Regions from separate parts of the Homo sapiens genome. Here region 1 is linked to region 2. Evidence: read pairs that join two places in POLR2A ChIA-PET (ENCODE). Cell type or tissue: Caco-2. All regions are shown on one strand. Each heading gives the region's core, and the rest is flanking DNA. Links, peaks and the distances in the headings are about the cores only. Region 1 has its middle 5.8 kb from the start of LINC02414. Region 2 overlaps RIMBP2 (RIMS binding protein 2).

Region 1 (4,387 bases), core at 80-4,079, 960 kb before region 2:
CCATCCTCTCTCCCAGAGGCTGGTCTGGGTTCTGTCCCTGCACCACAACTTCCACACCCCTGCAGGCTTAAAACAGCCCCAGTTATGGTCTCACGATTCCTGTGGTGCGGCCTGGGCAGCCCTTTCCTCTCTCACACAAGAAACTCCAAGGAAGGAAGCAGAGAAGGAGCCCAGACCTCCTGTTCTGAGGTTGTCCCCAGACCATCCTGTCCTGCAGGCCTCCCGTGGTCAGGCAAACAAAGGGCACCCTAACAATAGACTCAGCAGGGCAGTCCCAGCAGGGGCATACCAGGCTTGCTGGCTGTCCCCAGTCCAAGGCCCCCTCTGTCTTCTTGAGCCCACCAGGGGGTGGTCCAGCCCCAGGAGGCCCTTCCTCTCTTCAGGGCCACAGTCACTGGGGACCCATCTGTGTTCATGGTGCTGCCTGTGCCTGCTCTGGTGTCTGATGGGGCTGAGACAAGCCCCACTGTGAGCTGAGTCCCAGAGAAGGCGGCAGGGAGGGGGTGGGGAGTGGAGGAGCACTAAGAATTCCATGCAAACGATATGCAAATGAGCAGCACATGCTCGGGTTTGGATCCTGTTTTCTTCCTGGCCTCATTCCTGCTGGACTGTGAACCTGCCCTACTTTCTGTCTCCCAGTTATAGACTTTTTGGGAAAAAACATTTTTAGCTACCAGCACTCTCCCAAGTCCAACAGAGCCAGAGCGAGGCTGTGAGACCCCACCCACCACCTGGGGATGGAGCTTCCCTCCCCACCATCTGCAGGCTGTGCCCCCAGCCCGCCCCCGAGTTCTTCTCTCCTCCATGCTCTGCCTGAGTCCCCTCCTCCAGGAAACCTTCTCTGACCAGTGCAGGCCACAGGGTCCTCATGGAGTTGTGGGGGTACAGCAGACAGGACACTGGGCAGGTGACCATGAGCTAGTGAGAGTGGGAAGGACTCATAAAACTCATTTGAGAGGAGAATTTGAGCTGTGCAAATTTGTATCCATCTATCCATCCACTCATCCATTCATTCATCCATCCATCCATCCACTCTTTCACCTATCCATTCATCTATCCATCCACCCATCCATCCATCCATTCATCCACTCTTTCATCTATCCATTCATCCACACACCAATCCATTCATCTATTCATTCTTCATTCATTCACTCATCCATCATTCATTCATTCATTTACCTATGTATTCATCCATTAATTCATCCTCCCACTTATCCATTTATTGATCAGTCATTTTGTTCATTCATCAATCCACTTCTCCATTCAACAAATAGGGGACAACTGAGACTGAGACCAAGACCAAGTCCTGTCCCTCATTGGGCTTGTTTGTGCTGCAGACAAAGAGTAACCAAAATAATCCACGTTAAAGCATTGGGTGGTGATAAGGGAAGAAAAATCAAGTAGGTGAAGGTCAGCGTGACATGGCAGGGGTGTGAGTGGGGCTCCTTCAGATGCGTGGTCAGCAGCAGAAGGTGTTCGAGCCACAGGGGCTGACTCCTGGGGACGGGGAACAGGTGGAGAGGTGGAGGCCTGGGATGAGCCTGGCAGGAAGAGGAATGCCCATCGAGGAGACTCAGGGGCGGGTGCCTCACGGGGACCGTGGCCAGGCTGGGGTCGGGCGCAGTGCAGCAACACCAGACTGAGGAGGACAACGCCCACACTGGAGACTCGCAGTTGCATCCGGACTTCGTGGGGCTGAAGTGGGTCCTTCTTCCTGCTCCGTCTCGGGGATATGAGGGGCACCCTGGCAGCAGGAGAGCTCCGTATACTAATAGCAGCCCCTATTTAAGAATTCTTGTAGCCAGGCACCCTCATCACCTCCTGTTTCTGAAATAGGCCTATCTTGTCCTCATTGATGTTAGTGACACAAACCCCACCGGAAGAACCTAAGCCCTGAAAGGGGATGAATGGGTGAATCTAGGGGAGGGGCAGAGCGACCTGATTTGAGGTCTGGGTGAACCCAGGGCTCAGGTCACTATCACCAAGGCCTGATCTACCCCGGCTCTGCTTCTTCCTCGTGGACTCCAGTATCCAGCAGGCTCTGTCCACTGGTCCCAGGGGCGCAACCTGTGCCACGCCCCCTCAGGTCACAGGCAGTGAGAAAGGCCAGAGCCTCTCAGCCTGTTTCCTTGCATCTGATTGGCTCTGATGGAGTCACACCCCTATGCCTGAGCCAATCACGTGCTCTGGGACAGCCGTGTGCTGATTGGCTGTGACTCAGTCATGTGATCTGTCCCTGGCCTGGGGATGTCCCCAAACCACGTGGACTGAGGCTGGGTGAAGGGTGATCCTCAGGGGGCTGTCCCAGGCACTGGGGGAATGGCTGCCGAGTGGTGTCCCTGGGAGAGCATCAATTTCCCTGCTTTACAGAGAAGGGAACCGTGCTCAGTGGTGAGGATAGCTCCGGGATCACACAGCACAGCTGTCAGGGTCAGCACTGGGAGTTGGACCTGCCTGGAAGGCCTGGGCTCTGATCGCTGGTTGAACTGTCCTTGGCCTGCCTCTGGCCCTGAGCCACAAGTCAGCTCTGGAGATGCCTGGGTGGCAAAGGCGCGCCCCCTAGACCCTCTCCATTTTACCCACAACCTGACAATGAGCCCAGCACAGGCAAGGACCCGCAGACAGTGCTATAAATCTACCCCTCCATGGTAAACTGCAAAGCAGCCATTAAGTCTTCAGGAAACACATACTGTATGGCAATTAAAATGATGTTCTCCCCCTCCGTTTCAGGGATGAGACATGTGAGGACCAGTGAGAAGTACTCATCTTTTACAATGAATGTCAACAGACTCTTACAAATGAATTCACCCCAGACTACACTGTCAGCTCCTGGGGACAGGTTTAAATCGCCTTCTGTGTCTGTAAGTATCAGCTTGTCCTGGAGTCGACCCCAGATCTGAGGAGCACAAATGCTAGCTTGGAAGCCTGAGGTCTCCGGGCTCCTGCACAGACAGCCGGACAGACAGACACAGCACATCCCTGGGCTCCTGTCCTTCTGCCCCCCACAGTCCTCTCTCAGGGTGGGTGTCTCGTTGCACAGGCAGAAGTGGGGCTTGCTCTTGGCTCCTCCAGGCACCTCTGTCTCCTGACCCACGGCCTGGGGCGGTGGGATAAGATAGGGAGGGGCCTGATGAGTGCAGCACCAGGAGAGACACTCAGCTGGACACACTGCTCCGTCCGTGCTGGGTCTTTAGACAGGTGTCCATTGTGATTGGCCCGTGCTCCATTCTGACTGAAAAATGCTCCAGCCTGATTGGACGGTGCTCCATTGTGATTGGCCCATGCTCCATCCTGATTAGATCATGATCCATTCTTTGTGGTTCCTGATCCATTCTCACTGAGGTATGCTCCATCCTGATTGGCAAATCTTTCATCTTGATTGGCCCCTGCTCCAGTCTGTGTGGTCTGTGGTCAATTCTGATTGGTCCATGCACCATTTAAGTCGGTGCCCTATTTTAATAGTTCAGTGCCCTGGGGAATATGTTCCCAGTTGGAACTTCCCACTGGTTTGGAAATAACTGGGAAATTCTCCCCACCCCATCACCTCTCTGCGGTTCATCCCTAAGATTCCTGCCCAGCATTCTGCACCCTTGAGCACATTCTAGCCCATTCCATTGTCTCTAAGGGAGAAAAGGCTCAGGGAAGGGTTGGAAGCAATTAGGAAAAGGGAACAAGTCTGGGTTTCTTTTAAATCCTGACGTTTTCAGCATTTGCAGATTCCCCAGGGCCAGATGCTTAGCCATCTGCATGGGGCACTTTCTCCTGGAAACGATTTCCTGCCTCCCAAATGGCACAATTCTTGACTGTGCCGAGGGCCATATCACTGCTTCAGGAACAGACGCTCGCTGCTGGCACCCAGAGAGGGAAGGCTGTCTGGTTCTGGAATCTCATTTTCCAATCCTATAATGATATGCAACTGTGTTCACACTACACTCTGCAGCTGAGAGGCCCCTCCCCAGCCTGAGCTCAACTCCCCTCAACCCTTCCCCAGCACAGAGCGACTCTCAGACTCGGGGTTCCCCTGTTCCCACCCCAAAATGTCTCCTCTGCAACCTGGTACAGTGCCAGATCCCAGGGGTGCACCTCCCATCCTCTAGGTAAGCATTGCCCCTCGGAAGCTCTTTTACAATTAAAACCTGCCAGGGAACTCAACCCCGCTCTCAAGGTCACCGAGTGCTCGCATCTGCTTTTTATGGTGCCCCAAGAACCTTTCCCTCCTATTCCACCAAGAGCACACTGGTTTCCCATGGAAATGACCCCCCCCCCAGTTCTCAGATCATGCGTCTGTCCCAGCTCTGGGATGGTTGTTGATGAGGCCTGGCCAATCAGAGCATCTTGATCAGGGCACCTGGTGCTGGATGGACACAACCCCCAGGCAGTGAAAGCC
Region 2 (4,387 bases), core at 228-4,227:
GCCTGCAGTTTGCTTATGTGTCAGGTCTAATGAAAGAGAAGGGGATGTCGTTACTTATTTAATTAATTAATTAATTTTTGAGATGGAATTTCACTCTTGTTGCCCAAGCTGGAGTGCCATGGAGCGATCTTGGCTCACTGTAACCTCCGCCTCCCGGGTTCAAGCGATTCTCCTGCCTCAGCCTCCCCAGTAGCTGGAATTACAGGCACGCACCACCACACTCAGCTAATTTTTGTATTTTTGGTAGAGACGGGTTTTCGCCACATCGGCCAGGCTGGGCTCGAACTCCTGACCTCAGATGATCCACCCGCCTCAGGATTACAGGCGTGAGCCACTGTGCCCGGCCCAGGACACGGGAGCCCCTCATGTTTGGTGCAGCTGTGTTGGCATGGAGGGGTGTGGGTGGGAGAAAATTGGTCTCGAGGATTTATCTGGTGTATCAATCAGTGTTTCTGTAAGCGCAGGTCATAGCCCATTAGGGAGCCATGAAATCAATTTTGTGGGCTGTAACCGGCGCTTTTCAGAAATGAAAAGGGACAGAGGATATCGGCGCACACTGGGCAGTTCTCTGCTGCCTGCGACCGACCTTCGCTCCAGTTCTGCTGGGCAAGAGTGGGGTGGGCTGCCTCAGGCAACGTGAGGCCCACGTTTCAGCCAGCGTTTTGCAGAGTTTAGACTTGGTTCGAAACGTTTCAGCTGAGCAGTTGGAATTGGGGGCCGGAGGAGACAGTGGTGGTGGAGGTGGTTCTGTGTCTCTGTATGAGCCCCAAGGGGGCCATGTGGCCTCTGTTTTGGGGTCTTTAGAATGTGGGGTTTTAGTGTCCCCCTGCCTGTACCTGTCACCTGCCCTTGGGCACCAAGAAAGGCCAGCACACCCTCCTGCTGCAGGGCTGGGAGAATGCCCGCCGGCTGTGCTCAGAGTCCTAAGGGTCACCCGGGGTAACTGACAGGGGGTAACGGATGGAGGGGTGAAGACGACTCATGCTTGGGGGAGCTCTTGGTCACATGGCCGCCCCCACGGAGGGACAGTGGTGTGTATGTTCACTCAATGTCAATTACTTCTCTTTCTCTTTCATTAGATCTGATACCTAAGCAAACGTATGTGTTATCCAATGGCCCCAGAGTGTTCCAGAGTGTTCTAGAGTGTTCCTGTGGCTCCCTGAGACCGGGAGCAAGCTTGGGAGGCTAGTGAGGCTAGAAAGGCTGGAGGTGAGGAGTTCAGAAACAGCAGGAGGGTCTGCCGGGTGCCCATGGTGCAGAGCTGGGCACGTGTTGCCCATGCCACCAAGGCCGCTGAGAAGCCACCACGCAACTGTTCACAAAGCCAAGCAGCATGAACAGTGCAGGCTGGGCCGGGAGCTGTGGGGCCATGCTTGGAATGGCATCAGAGCCTGGTCACCGAGTGTGTCATTTTGTAAGCTCTCTGGTGACTTCTGTGATGTGCCCCTCTTTCCCACAGTACGAATTTTAACAATAGTTGATCTGAGCTGTTGGCCGAGATTGTCAGGTCTTTGGGCTCATTTCACTGTCTCTCGTGGTAATAATTTCTAAAATCGCAGATTGCTTTGAGCACTATTTTAATTCATCTGTGGATACATGTTGGGAAGTAATTGCCAGCATTTATCATGCTGCTGCAAGCTCATTTCCTGAGGCACGTGCCCAAAGCACACTCTATGTTCAATGAACATTTGCAAATCAATGAATTAAAAATAAGCCATTATTATACTTTCTTAGTAAAAGCCCATATATTCTTCCATATGTGAATATGGGTAGAAAGATGTCTGAAAGTCTATATGCTTCAGATGATGGGAGTTTCTTAATTTTTAAGCATTTTCTTCCTTACCTTTCTGTATTGCCTAAATGATTTTCCATTCTGAAAGTACAACTTGTATTTATTCATCTACTTTGTTCAATGCCCAGTCACCTAGAAGCTTTACCCAAAGAAACAAACATCTAGGAAAATACACATCACAGAACCACGCAGAACAAAGGCACAAAGACCACCTTTCACACATCTTCTTTGTTTAGTTTTCCTTTAGTTTATAAAAATAATTATACAGTGAAACGTGCAGAAACCACCACCCAGATGTGCTGGGGGGCGTGGGCGACTGGTTAACCTCCTATACCACATCTTACAGGTGGATTAAAACGCGAGGCATCTCTGAAATAGTTATGCAATACAATAGGGCCACTGATCTCTTAAACATGATTTACTTATACATCTTTCGGGGACAAATATTCTGCTTATAGACAGCGATACTCACATCTGAAAGAGGCGCTTGGATGTGACCAGTGATACTTGCCACTCTCGATCCTGCCCTTTGAACATGGCTTTGGCGGATGGGTCTCTGATTCATAAAGTATCAGGAACTAGACGAGGTTTTAGCAGCAGGATCTGGGCGCTGACCTGAAAAAAGCTATAATGACATTTTCACTTTAACAAGGTGAGATAATGAAAGGATTAGCTGAAAAGAAAATGTAGTCTCTCCACGGTGATTTTATTTGGAAGCGGGTCTCTAATCGCTGCGCTTTGCAGCCTGTGCAAATGCTTCCCAGCGAGCGCGAGGTATACGCCGGCAAATGAGTTGGTGCAAACAGCCGCCTGTGCCTTGCGCTGTTCTCTCCCCGCTGCCTTCTGGGCTCGTAGCGGCCTCTTCCTCCCAGCAGAGCGTCCCCTTCCCGCCTCGACACCTTTTCCAGTCCACACCCCTTCCTCCTCCGGCCCTGCAGCCATCTGGTGCCCCAGGCCCCCGACGGCGCTGGCAGGTGCCCCTCACGCCTGTCGAGGGAGTTGGAAGACACGGCCTCGCTCCTGCTGGTGCGGAGGCCCGAGTGCTAAACGCCCTGGCCATGTGCGCGTGGCCCGGGGCCAGCACGGCTGTGCCAGCGTTTGCTTCACCATCAAGTCCTGATCTTGGCAGACTTGGCTCCTCTCCTGGCACAGCGATGGGCTGTCATCTCAGCAGTGATTTAAATTTATCAGCCTCTACTTTCAGCCACTGGGGCCAGCAGCACAACGTGACTCCGGTGTGCCTGGCCCGTGTAAGAATGCCTCGTGTGGGACAAAGGGGACGAGGTGCCCGGGTTTCTGTCTGGGCCGCGCTTCTCAGTGCTGCTGCGCTTTCCTGGGGAGGGTTTGAGCAATCTGACAGCCTGGGGGCGCGGGGTCTGTGCTGCCGCACCTTGCAGAGGGGAGTGAAGCGTGGTAGAGGCGTTTCTTAACCCATTGTCCTCCTGAGTGACCATAGCTCCATGATGAGGCCACAGAAGAAATCCTGGACTCCAGAAGGAGGGGTTTTATTGTAACTGATCCCTATGGCGGCAGGAAGGGGCAACGGGAATGTGGGGAGGGCTCTGGCCGTGACTGCCAGTCTCCAGGGCCAGGCAGCCTGGGTTTTCCCTTTAAAGGGAGGAGAAAACCAGCTAGGAAGAGCAGGTGCCGGGCGGTGTGCGGTGTGAGGCGCTGGGGCCACGGTGGCAAGGACCGGACAGCAGATGGGAGAAAGTCCTGCCTTGGGGTGCATCTGCTCCCCGGGGGGATGCTGGGGGCCTTCTGGGGCTCATGCTTTGGGGGCGGGCCTGGGCGGACCTAGGGGAAGGAGAGGAGCTTAAAGAAAGATTGGCTGATGCGCATTTTGTTCTGGTCCACCAGCGGACACGCAGTTCAGCTCATCTCTGAGAAGGCAAAGGCTGAGATTTTGGAGGGGCTGTGTCTGGCCTTGTCATAGGTAAACAGAGCAGGGCATCTGTGAATCTCATCCCAGGCCTGAGGGGAAGGGGGCTGTTTGGAGTGATCTGCTTTTAGAACATAAAGAGTCGCGGGATCTCTTTAACCTGAGCCGTTCAAGGGCTCAGAAGCACGAGGCCCAGTGACTCCAGCATTGCCATGAGCCACGGCGGCCACACGGCTCCCTTCCTGCCTGGGCTTTTTGGAAATGAGGCTTTTCAGTGGCTGCCGGGCCACTCAGTCTTCCAGGGGCAGAGATTTTGAACCAAATGCTCACAGGGTCAGGCGGATGACATCATAGGGCAACGGCGCCTGCCCAGTCGTCTTCTTCACTTCTCCAAAGGGACATACTGTCTCCGATTGTTCTGGAATCATGCAGCCTTCCTGGTTCCATTTTTAACATCTGTTTTTCAATTTTATTATTTATTTAATAGCTTTTATTGTGTATATTTAAGATATACAACATGATGTTATGAGATCCGTATATAAAGGGGTTACTGTAGTAAAACAAAGGAACATCTCCACCATCTGGAGACGGAGAGGTAAAAATGCTCTTTCTTCTTAATCCTATCATTACTGTAATTCCATATTATTATTAATGAAGCAGAGTGGGGCTAGAGAGAGAAGGCAGCAGACATTGTCCCCGGTGTGGGGGAGATA

Evidence for each region. Peaks named below come from ENCODE experiments on the same cell type or tissue, not always from the same donor. Only the 100,000 strongest peaks of a DNase experiment are listed, where the experiment ranks them.
Region 1: POLR2A ChIA-PET joins it to region 2 with 7 read pairs; 2 of 35 experiments call an interaction of 5 or more read pairs at or near these places.

What each region holds. Positions count from the first base shown.
Region 1 is chr12:131,640,178-131,644,564 of GRCh38, reverse strand. No RefSeq gene overlaps it. Among named protein-coding and RNA genes, the nearest start is that of LINC02414, 5.8 kb to the left of the region's middle. In Caco-2, for the core only: no CTCF peak of the experiment used is centred there; a DNase peak (open chromatin) is centred at 2,153.
Region 2 is chr12:130,685,126-130,689,512 of GRCh38, reverse strand. The region is part of intron 1 of RIMBP2 (RIMS binding protein 2); the gene reads left to right. Among named protein-coding and RNA genes, the nearest start is that of RIMBP2, 29 kb to the left of the region's middle. In Caco-2, for the core only: no CTCF peak of the experiment used is centred there; no DNase peak of the experiment used is centred there; H3K27me3 peaks cover 138 bases.